Regions from separate parts of the Mus musculus genome. Here region 2 is linked to region 1. A link is a loop called in an ENCODE intact Hi-C map of the cell type or tissue named here. Cell type or tissue: gastrocnemius. All regions are shown on one strand.

Region 1 (8,000 bases):
AACAGCTTCTACACCTCCTGTTTTTTCAATAAAGTCATAAATAACTTTTGATGTTTCTCTGTCTTTAAGCTGGGCCTCAGAGATCCCACACATATCAAAAAGATTCTTTAATTCTGGATCCAAATTATTTAGCTACAACAGATAAAACAACTTCTAAGTAGGCAATTGTGTTCAAAACAATCATGGCAAAACTTATAATTTACCTGTGTCCTTCTGAAATTAAACTCAGACTTTTAAAATGGTTATGTGATTTAAATGCTAACACTAAATTTTCTATTATGAAAGATAAACATGAGAGATTTTCTATTGTATTTCATCTCTCTTCCACGCTGTCAAAGAGGGCATTCTATTCATATTTTTATTAACCCACTCAATACCAGTTCTTGTGTTCATCTATTCCACCTCTTTGCTGTGCCCAGAGGTCCTTGGTAGTACCTCAAAGTTTAATCTCAGTTTAGAAACAAACTGGGTTATTTTATAACTAGATACTAAGAATTTGTACTTATTTTTCCAAAATTTGATATTCTTCTGAGATCATTACTTAAAAAAAAAAAAAGAAAAATCACTTTTTTCTCTATGCATTCAAAGCAGAAAATGAAGGAATACAAAAATTTTCCCTTAAAGGACTTAGCAACTATGACAGAACAATACTATGAATTCAAACCTCAGCAGCATATAGCACATTCAAATTCTAATAAGCAATATTTTAAAAACTGTAAATAAAAAAGTCCAAGATAAGCCATAGCATTCCTATATATTTTGAGCAATAGGAAATATAGCTTAAAAAGATACTTACATCAAAACCTGTATTTGGATCCCATCCAACATGCCCAATGTGCCTAACATGGAAAACAGATAAAATTAGAAAACAAATGCAGACAAGGGCTTGTGAAATAATGCATAAAGATACTTGAGATGTGCTGCATACAGCTCAATTTCTTTTGCTTCTAGACAAGTCTTACAGGTATCCTCCTGCTGATTATACATCAAAGTGGAAAAAAAATCCCTTTATTTTCAAGAATTAAATAAAAAAATAATTACATCTAATTTTTTCAGATAGAAAAGTAAACTGTCAGATTTATGACACAAGACTGGCTTGTTGTATACATATGCCTACAGACTTGGAATTCTAGGCCAGCTTGGGTGACCCAGAAGATACAACTGTCTCAAGATGTCTCCAACCATTAGAAAGGACTACACATGGGTGTTCTTCCCTGGAAGCCAGCTCCTTTGGAGTTCTTACTTTTTCCTAATCCATTCATTCTCTCTGTGCAAAATAGAAACAACAACAATAACACAAAAACCCCACCAAATTCCCAAAACAGATGAACATATACATGGTTCCCATATTTTGGATATATGTTCCCCATAGGTTCATGTATTGGAACACTCTGTTCCTAGCTGGTGGTGTCATTGGGAAGGTGGCAGAACCTTTATGAGGTAGAGCCTTGCTAGGAGCATGTATCTCTGGTGACAGACTGTTTTATAGCCCACCCCCACTTCCTGTTCTCTCTGCATCCCAATGCCAGGCGGCTCTCATACTCCTATAGCCAAGCTTCTCCATCACGATGGCTGACCTCCTCTCTAGAAAAGAAACCAAAATAAACTTACTCCTGTAAGTTGTTTTTATGTTGACTCTTCTACCACAACAACAGAAAACAAAGAACCTCGTTTTTTTATTAGATATTTTCTTTATATACATTTCAAATGCTATCCTGAAAGTTGCCTATACTCTCCCTCTACTACCCTGCTCCCCTACCCACCCACTCCCACTTCTTGGCCCTGTTATTCCCCTGTACTGGGGCATATAAAGTTTGCAATACCAAGGGTTCTCTCTTCCCAGTGATGGCCTACTAGGCCATCTTCTGCTACATATGCAGCTAGAGACACAAGCTCTGGGGTTACTGATTAGTTCATATTGTTGTTCCACCTACAGGGTTGCAGACCCCTTTAGCTCCTTGGGTGCTTTCTCTAGCTCCTCCATTGGGGGCCCTGTGTTCCATCTTATAGATGACTGTGAGCATCCACTTCTGTATTTGCCAGGTACTGGCATAGCCTCATACGAGACAGCTATAACAGAGTCCCTTCAGCAAAATCTTTCTGGCATATGCAATAGTGTCTGGGTTTGGTGGCTGATTATGGGATGGATCCCCACGTGGGGTAGTCTCCGGATAGCCCATCCTTTCATCTTAGCTCCAAACAACAAGAACCTCTTAAACCAAAATTGTATAAGAAGCTAAAAATTCAGAGCAGTCCAGAGTACACAAAAAGAATGAAGATCAAGCTGGGTGCAGTAGTGCACACCTGTAATCCCACATACTGCTCTGAAAGCTGAGGCCGAGGATCCCAAACACAAGGCCAGCCTAGGCAGTATAGCAAGATCAGTTTTTTTACTTTTTTTTTTTAAATGATGAGAACACAAAAGATGAGTCTTACTGGAAATTACTTGGTGTTCCAATATCTGCCTTGGTTAATCTCTTCTTTTTAGCTTTTCCTTTCTTCTTTTCTTTGGTGTGGGAGATGTTGTTGACTTGTGAACCATAAAATCTATTTGTTGTGATTTCTGGATTTTTTATGTCAACTGTAGCCATGGGTAGATTGGGACCTACAAAGAGAGTCAAAATGGTATGAGAGGCATATAATTTATGAAAATAATTTTATGGAATCATAACTTATAACTTACTTAACCTATGGCTGCTTACTTACAACTTAATATTAAATCTTATAAAGTACACTGATCTATATATAAAACTTAACTAAAGTGATCCTTTGTTGTTTTTTATTGTAATTCTGATAAAATGATATATATAGCAGAAAAGCTATATTTCAACCTATTTACCTATAATTTATTTAAAAAGCTATAAAATTTTTTTGCTAACACTCCCCCCCAAATTGCCAGACTTAAGTCCTCTAATCTTTTCCCAAGAGTATATATGAAAGTTGGCTATCTGAAGGCACAAAGCCTTTAATTATATAAAAATATTTAAAGTGCAAGAAATTCTAACACTGAGAACTGCAAAGATCGAATGGTAAGAGCACCTAAGGACTTTAGAGAATGTTAGTAATATCTCTAGGAGTGAAACTGAATGATGCATTCTACAACACATTCAACTTAAAAATTCTTATCATCTCCTGAACTTTGTCAACACATTCTTTAATATACAATTCTCTGACAAGTTCTTCTCTCAGGCCAAGTTTCCTTTGAGTTCATTACATTAATGACAATTTTCAAAATGTTTCAAAATATCACTACTAGTGATAGGAATCAAAGCTGAGACTTTTGCATTGGTTTGAATCTTTTTTTAGAGATTTATTTATTTATTTTATGTATATGAGTACACTGTAGCTGTACAGATGGCTGTAAGCCTTCATGTGGTTGTTAGGAATTGAATTTAGGACTTGCTCCGATTGGCTCCGCTCGCTCCAAAAGAGGGCATCAGATCTCATTATGGGTGGTTGCTGGGATTTGAACTTGGGACCTTCGGAAGAGCAGTTTATGCTCTTACCCACTGAGCTATCTCCCCAGCCCATAAAGTGTTTTTTTAAAAAGATTTGATAAGCTAACAGAGCAAACCATTGGTAAGGTATCCACTGCCACCTAGTGGTGACACTTCAAAACGCAGTAAAGCTAAAATATCAAAGCTATTGCTCTCTACAATGGAGAGAGCAAAACTTGCTGGACTAAAAAAGCCAAAAAGAAAACTCCCACAATGCACCTCATCACTCACTACTATATATGTGATATGTTGGTATACTATATATCTTTATAAGTTGAAAAGGACGAATATATTGGCAATACTAGCAGCATGATTTTGCCCTTTAACAGTACTATGAAAAAATAGAAACAAAAAACCTTCCTCATTTATTTAATAAAAATAAGTTAGTACTACTACACCAAAGGCTAAAACTATAAAACTAAAAACTTAAGCAGCCTTTAATGGCAACACTCAGGAGGCAGAGGCAGAGGCAAGTGGTTCACTGTGAGTTCATGGCCAACCTGATCTACAAGTAAATTCTAGAAAAGTCAGGGCTGTGTAAACAGACAGTCTCAAAAACAACCACCAACTCACCTACCCAAGAACAATCTAAGAAAGACGTGAAAATTGTGAGTAACTCAGTAGGAATATTCAAACTGTATCACAGCAACTAGGTGCCTATTTACAAATAAATGTTGGGCATATTGAAATATGTTTCCAAATTTTTTAATTATATGATTCACGCATCTATTAATATTTCAAGTTATTTTTTCAAAATTAGATGCCCCCCCCCCAAGGCCTTTACAACTAGTACTCAATATGTGCATACCAAACACAACACAGGAACATCCCAACATTACAATACTGACATCTACTAAGAGAAACTTCTAAACTGCATTAAAGGCTCATAGATGAACAGTTCAGGGCTCAGCTGTTTCTTTCGCCTCTGCCACATACCAGATTCCTATCTTGAGATGTGTTACTCATTCTCTTCTAAGCTGGGCTCTCCTTTAGTCATCTAACATAACAGTGACTATGGCCTACTCATGAGTCAGGCCACTTGGGGAAGAACTTTCCCCCAATCTTAATAGTGAAACAATTTATTTATATATGCCTATTTTTTTCATCTATTACCCAGGAGTAAAACAGGAGCTACTTCAAAAGATTATTGAACAATGCCTGGCAGGTGGTAAATGACAATAATTTAACGTTTATTGATCATTATGCTAAGCATTTTGATTATCTTTTATATCCCCCAATAGCCCTGTAAGTTATTATTAGTAATATTTTCACGCAAAAGACAAATATATCAAACTTTGGTACAGAATAAACAATATTGAAGGCAATTACTCATTAAAAAATTAAAAGGCTAAATAATAATACATCTGTCTGTGGTTCATCTTTTGTATCTGGAAAATAGACTTAAGCTCAAAATTGAAAAGCAATCCATTTTTGTGTAAAGAGCACAGACCTCAATAATTACCAACAGTCATTCTACATTAAAAACTTTGTATTATACAAATTTCCCTGAATAATCTTTTTAAGTTCTGAGGGAAGATTTGGGATGCATTTAAAAATCAGCAACTACATGCCCTCTTATGATTAAGGTTCTTGAAGCAATCGGAATTTACAAGGCTCACATTCAAATGTGATAAAAGCGATGGGTCCTCTCTCCAGAAAAAAACACATGGAGTAGGAGGAAAGCAGAATTTATTCATCACATTAAAGAGTTCATTACCAAACTCAAGAGGGGTTGTATGCAAGTACAGTTAGCACTAAACACATTTTCATGCTTAAATTCTCATTTTAAAAAGTGTGTCATGTAACACATGACAAATATTAAAATTATGTTACAAAGAAAGTGTTTTAAAATCTTGAAAAGAAATGAACATATACACCAAATAAAACAGAATACCTTTCAGAAAGACTCAAGCACATGCCGATTCTAAACAACAAACTTGAGAGTACATAGAGAATAATAATACCCACCTTCACACTACACCTTTGCTTCATGTTAGGAAACAAATTAAGAACAGTACATTTCTAAGTTTTGCCTATCATTCCACAATTGAAAATAAGAACAAATTAGTCTATTTTTTATCATAACCATTAAGTATTAATACATAAACATATTTCTATAAGAATTAAATTGTAATTTAAAAAAATTTGTGAATAATCATCAAAAACTTACCATTTGGAGCATCTCGTCTTTTTTCTGTTAGAATTAAAAATAAAACCAGCATTAAAAGCAGACATATATATCTAACAAAAGTAAAATCTTTATAATATACTTCATTTAAACTCTTACTCTTGAGGTAATGTGTAGATGATTAAGGGATCTTTCTGAAAAAGATAAGTATGAAGACATCCAAATAAAAGAAAAAAACTTATTCAGTATGTATGAGGGATGCCATAAAGACCGGAGTCGAGGACACAGGGAAAGGAGCTGGTTAACAAGTTTATCAGGGATTTGTCACATGGAAGGCTGTGACCTGGAGTAGTCCTGAGGTGGGAGGACAGTGACATGATAGAATCTACACTCAAAGTACTGTGTGCAGAGATAGACAGCAGCCTAAGAAACTAATGCTCTGTGAGAGTAGCTGTTAATGACAACCAAGCCACGGTTTATACAAAGAACCAGAGGGTAGCTCCTGAGTAAGGGACTAACACGTGAACAGAGAGATCTTATTAGAAAAGGAAAATAGAATAAATATTTATGAATGGATGGGTAGGGTTTTCTGGGAGGATCCAGTGGGGATGGGAAGGGTAGTGGGAGGGAATATGGGGAGAGACAGGTAAAATTAAGGGGCATTTGAGGGGTACACACACACACACACACACACACACACACACACACACGCACACACACACACAGGTCTAAAATGAAATCACTGAATAATGCAAGAGACAATGACACTTCTCCCAAAGCAAACTTCAACAATTTTTTGTTTGTTGGAGGCCGGTTTTCAGGGTTAGTTAGCACTGTCTGACCGAGAAATGTCTACGTTGGTCAGGCTGACCAACAAAGTCATAGAACTCTCCTACATCTGCCTCCCAAGTGCTTAGATTATAGGCATGCACAGCCATGATTGGCTGGTTTAAAGAATTTTAAACAAATATAATTTTCACATATTTTTCTAATATAGACTTTTCTGAAATTATAAGAGAAATATTAGTGACTAGTGCATTAAAACTATCAGCTTATAAATAACAAACCACATTGTAACGCTTAAAATTGGTGGTTAAATTAAAAATCCTACCAATGGAATACATAGATGTAACATTCCATCTTGTAATCAGATGTAGCAACACTATGATCATTTAAAGGAAGCAATTTCTACACTATCAATCTATAGTTTTCATAGTGACATTAATCTCTGCATGCAAAGTTATCCCTTAAATATAAAATCCACTGAGATAAATAAAAGTTTTTAGAGCAATTTCTGAAGACATATATCCTCGGTTGGAAGTCATTTAAGTGAAAAAAATCAGCAAAGTTTGGCTGAAAAAGAATCTGAGGCTCCTGTGAGACACCTGCTAGCAATGTTAACAGACAGTGTTAATTAATATGTAGAATGTGGGATGTCTTAGCAGCATAGGAGCACTCACCCTACAATGAGGAGCGCAGTGTTCACATCCCTACTGAAAACGACATAGAACTCAGGAAAATTAAATCTATAACTGAATTTCAGAACTACAAAAACATGGACCCAGTAACACTAAAGAGACAGCCTTGGAGAGAGAAAAGGTTACAGATGGTCTATAGTGACGGGAAGATATCAGGTCAATCTGTTACTAGCTAGTCATGTGGCTAAGGTAAAAAAAAATTGAATAAAAAAGGAGGAGACAGGGTTTGACAGAGTATGAAGAGCCAGCCAACAGTGACCATCTCGGCTGTATTCTTAAGGCCATGTTCTCTGTGCAACTGAAACACTTTACCTAAAAGTATAGACAGCCACTATATGCAGGGGGGAATTCCTACACTACATAAAAGTTATCGTAAACTTAACTGTTTCAAATAAATTACTTTAAACAACTGTTTTCAATTCCTTTTCACTTCAAAAATGTCACTTATTCTAATGGATCTCACAAAAATCCACTAGATAACCATCACAAATTGTCACTAGAAACAACTCTCAAGACTCAGAGAGATGCCACAGTGGACAATGGTGCTTGCCTGGCAAGTGTGAGGCCCAGAGTTAGGATTCCAGAACTCATGGAGGGCTTTGCAGGTGGCAGGCAGGGAAGCCCAGAATAAGCAGGCTAGCTGCATGAGCCACAATTGGCTGCCTCTAGCTTCAACCAGAGACCCTGACTCAATATAGAACAGCAATCAAGGATGAAACACAAGATCACATGACACCACTTTCATGCCTCTACACACCAGACCTACTTGAGCACACACACACTGTGGGCATCAGGGGAGGGGATGGGGGAGGGGGAGAGGGAGAGGGAGAAAATGAGAGACTGAGAGAGGAAGAGCGGGAGGAGTCCCAGTGAGGATCTAGTATTCAGAGCATAGCA
Region 2 (8,000 bases), 60 kb before region 1:
GCTGCCTATGAGGGACATTATCTGTAAGTAAGATATTAAGGTGATCGCTTTAAGTTATAAAAACACTAAGGCGTGTGTACAGTACAATCTCTTGTTATATGATATTCCCCAAATCTCAAAGGGAAATAGCCACACATATTTTTTTATTTCAATGCTTGGAAATGATTTCATAGCTTTCCCCCTTACATTATATACTCTTGATTTTCCAAGAATGCATTTATAATATTCTTTATATAAAAAGTATTCATGTAGAGGAATAAAGTTGTAATAGATTTCTTCTTCACCAACTGGCATTTCTGTATTAAACAAAAAAAAAAAAAGTCCAACAAATGACTACAAAGTCTCTGAACATTTTGCCATTGACTGAATGTTAGAATTTGTAATGCTACTGTGTTGTACTTCAGTTACTTCCTAGCATTGCAGGATGTATACAATACTATAATGGTGAATATATTGGTAAATAGAAACGATTCGTTGTAACTTAGATTGAGTGGAATTTTTCAACAGCAAAATGTTATAAGCAACACAGCCATAGAAGCCTAGAATCACAACATTATACTACCCACTAAGAGGAAGTGGTTTTAAGAAATTAAAATTATGACACAAGTTCAAAAACTTTGAGTCAGCTTGGCTTTCTTATTTCTGGTAGCCACACTGGCATAGTTAAGGGACCAGTGACGCATAATTGATGTGAAGTGACATGTTGTTAAAGTTTACCTGGATTTACTCCCAGTGTTCATAAATTCACACATGATAGCTCTGAATTAGGCACAGGAGATCAAGTTATCATTGGTTGTGGCTCTCCTGAGTGTCTACATGGTTAGTGAAGTGTGAAATTCACAAGCATTCATCACATGTATTTAGAAACATGAGCTAGGAACAATTATTTCATCTGGATGGATTCAAGTTTGATAGAATACTGAAGATTCTGCTTTTCACTAAGTATTCATCGTGAGCTATGCAGGAGACATAACGTGCATGGGCAATTTTAGTAGATGGCTTAAGAATCAATGAAATAAAAAGAATTAATAAGAATCAAAAGATTAAAATGCCATCCCTTCCTTTCACATGGAACATAGGACCTTGGACAAGTCCTGTTCCTCCTTCAGCCTTTATGTTGTTCATCTTTAAATGAAAGGGTTCTGCTTATACTGTGCAGGTCATTTGCCAAGATTGCATGGTTTCTAATGGTTAGGAATATGCAGTGTGCTTCTACGCCATCACAGGCGATGACTCTCTTTGGCAATTTTGCCATCACATCCATTGATTTACAAACATGGAAGATCCAGGGTGTTCCTTGGGAATTTTTAGCATGGGAAACTAAATCAGAACTCAACTAAATCACAGTAAATTAAACAGGAGTCTCTTGGCTCACAAAGGCTAAATAAGTCTCACAAAGTCATGTAGAGGAAATATGGAAAACTGAACAAAGTGAATTCACTTGTCCAATGAGAAAGTTTTATTTAGCTATTTGATGTTCTTTATGCAATGGGGGTATTTAAAAAGGTTTCATTTTTCCTCTAGTGCTCTGAAATACCTTATCCCAGTAACATCCAAACATGCAATTCAGAAAAGCGGCCTCACTCCAATTCACTCAGCAGCAGAGGGACAAAACGCCCAGTGCCTTGAATTGCTCATTGAGAATGGTTTTGATGTTAATGCCCTGCTTGCCGACCACATTTCCCAGAGTTACGATGATGAGAGAAAGACTGCGCTATACTTCGCCGTCTCCAATAATGATATCCACTGCACAGAAGTCCTTCTGGCTGCAGGTGCAGACCCCAACTTGGATCCCCTCAACTGTCTCCTTGTGGCGGTGAGGGCCAATCGACATGAAATCGTCCGGCTGCTTCTCTCCTATGGGGCTAACGTCAATTGTTATTTTATGCATGTGAATGACACTCGCTTCCCCAGTGCCATTCAGTATGCCCTAAATGATGAGATTATGCTGAGGCTCCTGCTGAATAATGGTTACCAAGTGGAGCTATGTTTTGACTGCATGCACGGAAACATCTTTGGGAATTCATTTGTGTGGTCAGAGACTGAGGAGGAGGGACTGCCAGGGTGGACATCATGCATAATAAAAGATAATCCGGTGAGTTCCTTTCCTTCTTCTTTCAGATCAGTACCTCAACTAATTTTTCTCAGGAATCTTGACATTTTGATATTCTTAACCCTTTTGATTTATTCATTGACTGCCAAATTTGATCAAGAGTATGTTGCTTATACATTAGCAAGATTTTGCTGAAAGGACCCAGATGTAGCTGTCTCTAGTGAGACCCATAAAATGTCATTACATTTAAGGATGTTAGAGCAAAGAAAGTAAATGTTGATTTATATGCTTCTCTGTCTTCTTATTACTGTAGACAACTAAGCATAAAGAGGCCCAGGAATCAAGGCTACTTCTTTTCTTGAGTTAGAAACACAGTGTCAAATAATTTTAAAATGCAATCATTCACCTGTGCCCACTTGGTGGAGTATTAGGAATAGAGAGAAAAAAATCATCAAGGTCATGTTCACTGTGATCCCAACAGAAGCATGAAAGTGCATCTAGTACTATTAGTTCAAAGTAACAATAGTTCAAATGGCATTGCTTTTTCATTTTTTAATCATAATCATGAATAGTTTCTTTCTTGTAAAAGGACAAGGAGTAACTTTTCATATAGTACTGGTCATGCATATGATACATTAAAATACCACTGAATTAACTGTTATCATTTTTCTCAGTTCTGTGAGTTTATTACAGTTCCGTGGATGAAGCACCTGGTGGGCGGCATTGTCCGCATACTGATAGATTACATGGATTACGTCCCTCTGTGTGCAAAACTGAAGTCTGTGCTAGAAGTACAGAGAGAATGGCCAGAAATACGCCAAATAATAGGTAAAAACAGATATTTCCTTTACTTTAAATTTTATTTGCTTAGTGTGTGTGTGTGTGTGTGTGTGTCTGTGTGTCTGTGTGTCTGTGTGTCTCTGTGTGTGTGTTGGTGTGAATGTTAATATGAGTGTGTTTTTCTATTCTCAAAGAAGCTTACAATTAGCAATGACAATACCAGCTCTGAACATCCTTCTCACACAGAAAACTTGGTATGGAAATGTCAGTTCCTACAAAAAGAAATACTAAGTGATGGTTCCAGATCTGAGGGAGGAAATTTGTAAGAATGAACCTGGAGCTTCTGCCCAGATCAGGCAGCCACGAAACTCAGTGGCCATCAGAACTGGGTCAGAGGCGTCCCAGAGCCATCCTAAAGAGACTCTCAGGGGCCAAACAGGACCATTCAAGTTTCAAAAACTCAGTTGTTTCAATGAGTAACACTAATGTGTCCAAAATGTCTAAATATATGATGCCTTAAAACCTGATCATTTCAAAGAGTTTATAAAAAAAATCAACTTATCTTGAAATTTGTTAGAAACACGTAAGCCATTTTTCTGCCTTGTTTATGTGAAACATGTCACAAGTAACCAGAAATAGATGAGCAAAAACAAAAACAAACAAACAAACAAACAAACAAAACAAAACAAAATGAAAAAACTCTTTATGAAGTGTCGCAAATAATATATACAAATTCATATAACTATCATTTTATACCCTGAATAAACAAATGGGTGTGTTTGTTATACCTTGGCTATTGCCAGTATCATATGGTGGAGGTCCCAGAGAAGAGAAATTTGCCAGAGATCAGACATAAGTAGGATCAATCTCTGGATTCAGCTACCAGCTTTCACAGAACAGAAGAGACAACAGGAAATGGAGCTACATCCTGGCAATACATTCCAACCATGGGAAAACATAGAAATGTGGGCTCTTTAATAATTAATTGACATGATAAAAATGAATAGAGGAAGAACTTAAAGATCATATAATATTCAGACAATATCCCGTAACTTTTTAACCCTCTAGCCAAAGGAGAACCCCAGACCATGACATCTGTTGTTGACTGCTGACCTGCACATGCACACACTCACTCACTTCACTGCCGCACTCATGTGGCACACACACGCAAGCCCAGCAAAATGAAACATTAGGGGCTATTCGCTTCAATGTTAAAAGTGACCACATTTTGTTATACTTGATTATAAATTTTAAATTAACCTTCTTTGACTACTAACACAAAGGCATATGCCTGTAATCCCAGCATTGGGGGGCCAAGTTCACATTTTTTGTCGGTCCTATAATTAATGTAGGGACAGATCACTTAGATGATGAGACTTCGAAAGGGCTGATTGCTGAACAAGTGAGAACCATGGTGGCTTATGGGAGAAGGAAGAATGAAGGTTGGGAGGCTGTGCAACCATCTTCTGTGGCTGACGAAGCTCTATTTCATAACCTGTGATGTAGGCGAAGATGGTCGTCTACTTGATACTGCCAAGTGCATTGGAACTATGTGTGTATGTAGTTAGTTAGTCCCATGTTTTAAATTTTCAAAACCAAAAGCCTTAAACGGTTTGTCTGAAACACCACTAAAGTACAAATAAGTTAATTCTCCAAAGTTCTGGGCATAACCCCAGAGCCAGGGGTTGAGCCTTGTGTGTCTTACTCCATAACAGTGGCTTTCTCTGCAGTAACTGCTGTTATATAAGTAGCGCAAGTTTTTCTAGGAACTGAGAAGTAATGATCTACGTGAACCTCTGTAAATGAAATTCTAGTTGTGGTGGATTTTGAAAGACACCCCAGGCAAGAGTGAAGTTAGGACGCTTTTCTGTGATTTCAGTGTTTTTTTTCTGCAGCAGCTTGATAGCTGGTTGCTGTGAGCCTTGTAAGCCACTGGATGTCAGGGTTCTCCTAGCTCTAGGCAAGGTGGTTTGTTTGTTAAGGCACAAAATAAAATTGCAATCTTATAGAACGTGGGAAGGTACGTATTTTGATCATGATCTTTTTGCCTCATGTTTGTAGAAAATGGCCTAACTTATTTTTTGAGATGGGGTTTTGCTCTGCAGCCCAGGCTAGTCTGAAATTCTCTCTGTATCCAGGCTGACCTCAAACCTATGACCTTCCTGCCTTGCCCTCCAAATGTGGGGATTATAGGTACATGCCACCAAGGATAACTTTGTTTTAACATTAAAATAATGTAGTTTGAAATATTATAATCGAATGTAGCAAAAGGTGATCACTTTCATCATTGAAGTGAACAGTCTCTAATGTTTCTTGTTGTTGTATTTGTGTTTGTGTTTGTGTACATATGAGTGTAGCAGGTCAAGTGAATGTGTATGTACGTGTGTAGGCCAGAAGTGAACGTCAGGTGTCATTCCTTGGAGTTGGAGGGGAGGTTCTGATTAGGTAGTCTAGCTGGCCAGTGAGCTTCCAGTAACTTCCTGTTTCTGCCTCCCTAATGAACTCTTGAAGAGCAAACATATTAGCTACTGAGCTGCCCCTGTCCCCCAACATTTATTGAATGTTATAGCCCAGTGTGTCAAAGGTTTTCCTAGTAATTTATATGAACTATTTAGCCTTCAGACAATCCTATGAAGTAGGCACTATTGTTACCCACCTTACGTAAACAAGAATACTAATTATAGGAGTTAAGGTCCTGTGCAAGGTCACACAAAGTAACACAGGCAGGGTGTTAATCCCAGCTGACTGAATCCAGAGCCAGTGTTTACTTGTGTCCTTGTTCTATGCTGCCCCTTCATGGGTTCTTTTTGTTGGCATAAAACATCAGTGTTATAATCCTAATAAAGAGTAAGAGGTTGAAAAGTATACTTCCCATCACCAGATAAGTGACTGTTAGTGTCTAGTGTGTTGCAGACACTGGACACAGGCCTCAGATTGAATTGTGAATGATTTATGAAATTGTCCAGTGGTGTTTTAATTATTAATAATTAGTGATAATTATTCATCAGAAAAAATAGTAGAAAAGAGAGCAAATAAGGAAATACATCTATATAATATTTAGTTCTAAAACAAAATAATAAAGGAGAAATGTAGCGCCATTTGCTATTTAACATCCAATCCATTTGTTTATTTAACAAACTGGACACCTATCAGGAGCCAGACTTGCTCCTGGCCCAGATGCAGACGGAATCCCTGTCCTTGTGGAGCGCAGCTCCGGAGGGGAGGCAAGGGCTAGAGGACTTAATTGAAATGTGAATTGAGGTCAGCGTCATCAGCTGCTAACGTGCATATTTTCAGAGATACACAGGGTGCTACTCTGAGACAATCTGTACCTAGCGTGGGAAGCCAATAGGACTTTTAAACTTTCTGCTTGTTTCCCCGTTTATTTTAGAGAATCCTTGCTCCCTAAAGCATCTGTGCCGATTAAAAATTCGCCGAGTTATGGGACTGCAGCGACTCTGCCAGCCAGCCTCCATACAGATGCTTCCTCTCCCGGCGGCGATGCGAAGATACTTATTATTTAAAGAGTTTGACCTCTACGGACAGTAGCTAAAGTTAATATAACTTTAAAATTATATTTTAAAATGTGATTCTTAAAGCATTTTTTTTTAACTGTGATTCCCCTAGAGAAGTCACTGGAATCATTTTGTATTCTTATTTTGTATTCTTAAGTGTATTTTAACACCACTGAGAATCTCGTAGCTATGTCGTGTCCCTATGGGAAGATCATGTACACTCTTAAAGACTTTTAGGCTGCTAAGATAAGTAATATGCTGTATTTTCATTTCTATTGATTGTCCTCAGTTGTTACGAGTCTTCATATTCTCCCTATCAACTGAATATCAATATTGAGAGTCTAGGCTTAAAAGGTAAATAACCAGTTTCTCACCACCACCACCCCTGCCCCACAAACATGCCAGCTGCTGCCCTACCTATTATTAGAACCCCTGCTCTAGAAGAGCTCATTTATGCATGCAGATTCACCCTGTAAGCCAGCCTCTCCAGCGCTCCTTGGCTCAGTCCCTAACAACTTCCTTGCGGCTAAATTCTATAAACAACTTTCGCTCCCCTTCCTGTTGATTCTTGCGGCACTAACTCAGTTTCCTGTTAGTCCTCAGGTTTTACCATACTGATAGGCTGCTCTTTTCCCTCTCCGTCCTCCCCCTCAACCTCCCTGCCTCTGCTTCTCTAGGCTGCTCCTCTTCCTGCAGGCCTCTAGAGACAGGTCCTCTGTCCTTTTCTGATACGCTGTGTTCTCTGGAAAATTCCATTCACTAGCCTTGGTTGTGATCAGTCTGCTGGGGACCATGATGTTTACAGCTGAAGTTCAACTTTTTGTCTCCTATGCTTCAGACCTGTTCGACATTGACGTAATACATTTCTAAACATAAAGGTATCTGTAGTTCAACGCGTCCTCAAATCCTTCCTTCACAAAACACTTGTCTCTTACATTCTGCAGTTCAGTACTAGCACAGGCAATTCTGTTTCCAAGTGAAAAAGACTTGGCATAAGTCTCGACACATACCCCCACCCCTATTTTCTCACCCAGCATGCCAACTCAGCAAATGCCACCGAGTTTCTCTCTTAAATCCACCGTTTCCTGCTCAGTCCCACAAATTCCACTGTACATCTGACTGTGTTCTTCCTCCTACTGAGACAATACAGTGCCGCTTCCCCGACTTGCTCTCCTAGCCTTTCTTTTTCCCAGTTCCTTACAGAGTCCACACACAGCACTTCAGAATGAACTTTCAGAGACTTTAATATAGCTCATTCCCTTGCTGAAAATCACTCCCTATTATTTTGGGATAAACATCTCAAATTCTCCCAAGACCTCCACGCTTTAACTGCCCTACCCATATCCTCTGTAGCCTATCTGCATATCCCCTCCCCCTTTTGGCAACGTCATTGCTACACATCTTCTACAGCAATTCCCAGACTTTATGGTTTTATAAGACCAGAGGTTTTCATTTTATTATTATTATTATTATTATTATTATTATTATTATTATGGTCCTCTTTCTAAAGGATACCACCTGTTATCAACAGTTCAGTTTTAAAGGGGGTTAGTCCTTAAAATGCTAGAAAGCAAGACATGGTAAGCTCACTCATTTAAATGGATTGACTTTAGTTTTGAAAAGATGGACCATGCTATTATCTCTTCACTGAC

The links. Peaks named below come from ENCODE experiments on the same cell type or tissue, not always from the same donor. Only the 100,000 strongest peaks of a DNase experiment are listed, where the experiment ranks them.
Region 2: a loop joins it to region 1, with 2.6 times the contacts of the local background. A loop is called at or near these places in 8 of 42 quality-filtered maps.

What each region holds. Positions count from the first base shown.
Region 1 is chr6:24,624,258-24,632,257 of GRCm38, forward strand. It overlaps Wasl (WASP like actin nucleation promoting factor), which reads right to left. Exons shown (of 11, transcript NM_028459.2): 5 at 5,668-5,691; 6 at 2,437-2,605; 7 at 797-839; 8 at 1-132. Among named protein-coding and RNA genes, the nearest start is that of Lmod2, 30 kb to the left of the region's middle. In gastrocnemius, a CTCF peak has its summit at 3,600 (motif pointing left); a DNase peak (open chromatin) is centred at 3,593; H3K27ac peaks cover 899 bases.
Region 2 is chr6:24,564,395-24,572,394 of GRCm38, forward strand. It overlaps Asb15 (ankyrin repeat and SOCS box-containing 15), which reads left to right. Exons shown (of 10, transcript NM_080847.3): 7 at 1-23; 8 at 1,525-2,095; 9 at 2,728-2,881; 10 at 6,225-8,000. The coding sequence ends at 6,382. Among named protein-coding and RNA genes, the nearest start is that of Lmod2, 29 kb to the right of the region's middle. In gastrocnemius, a CTCF peak has its summit at 4,762; a DNase peak (open chromatin) is centred at 693; H3K4me3 peaks cover 1,745 bases; H3K27ac peaks cover 3,259 bases.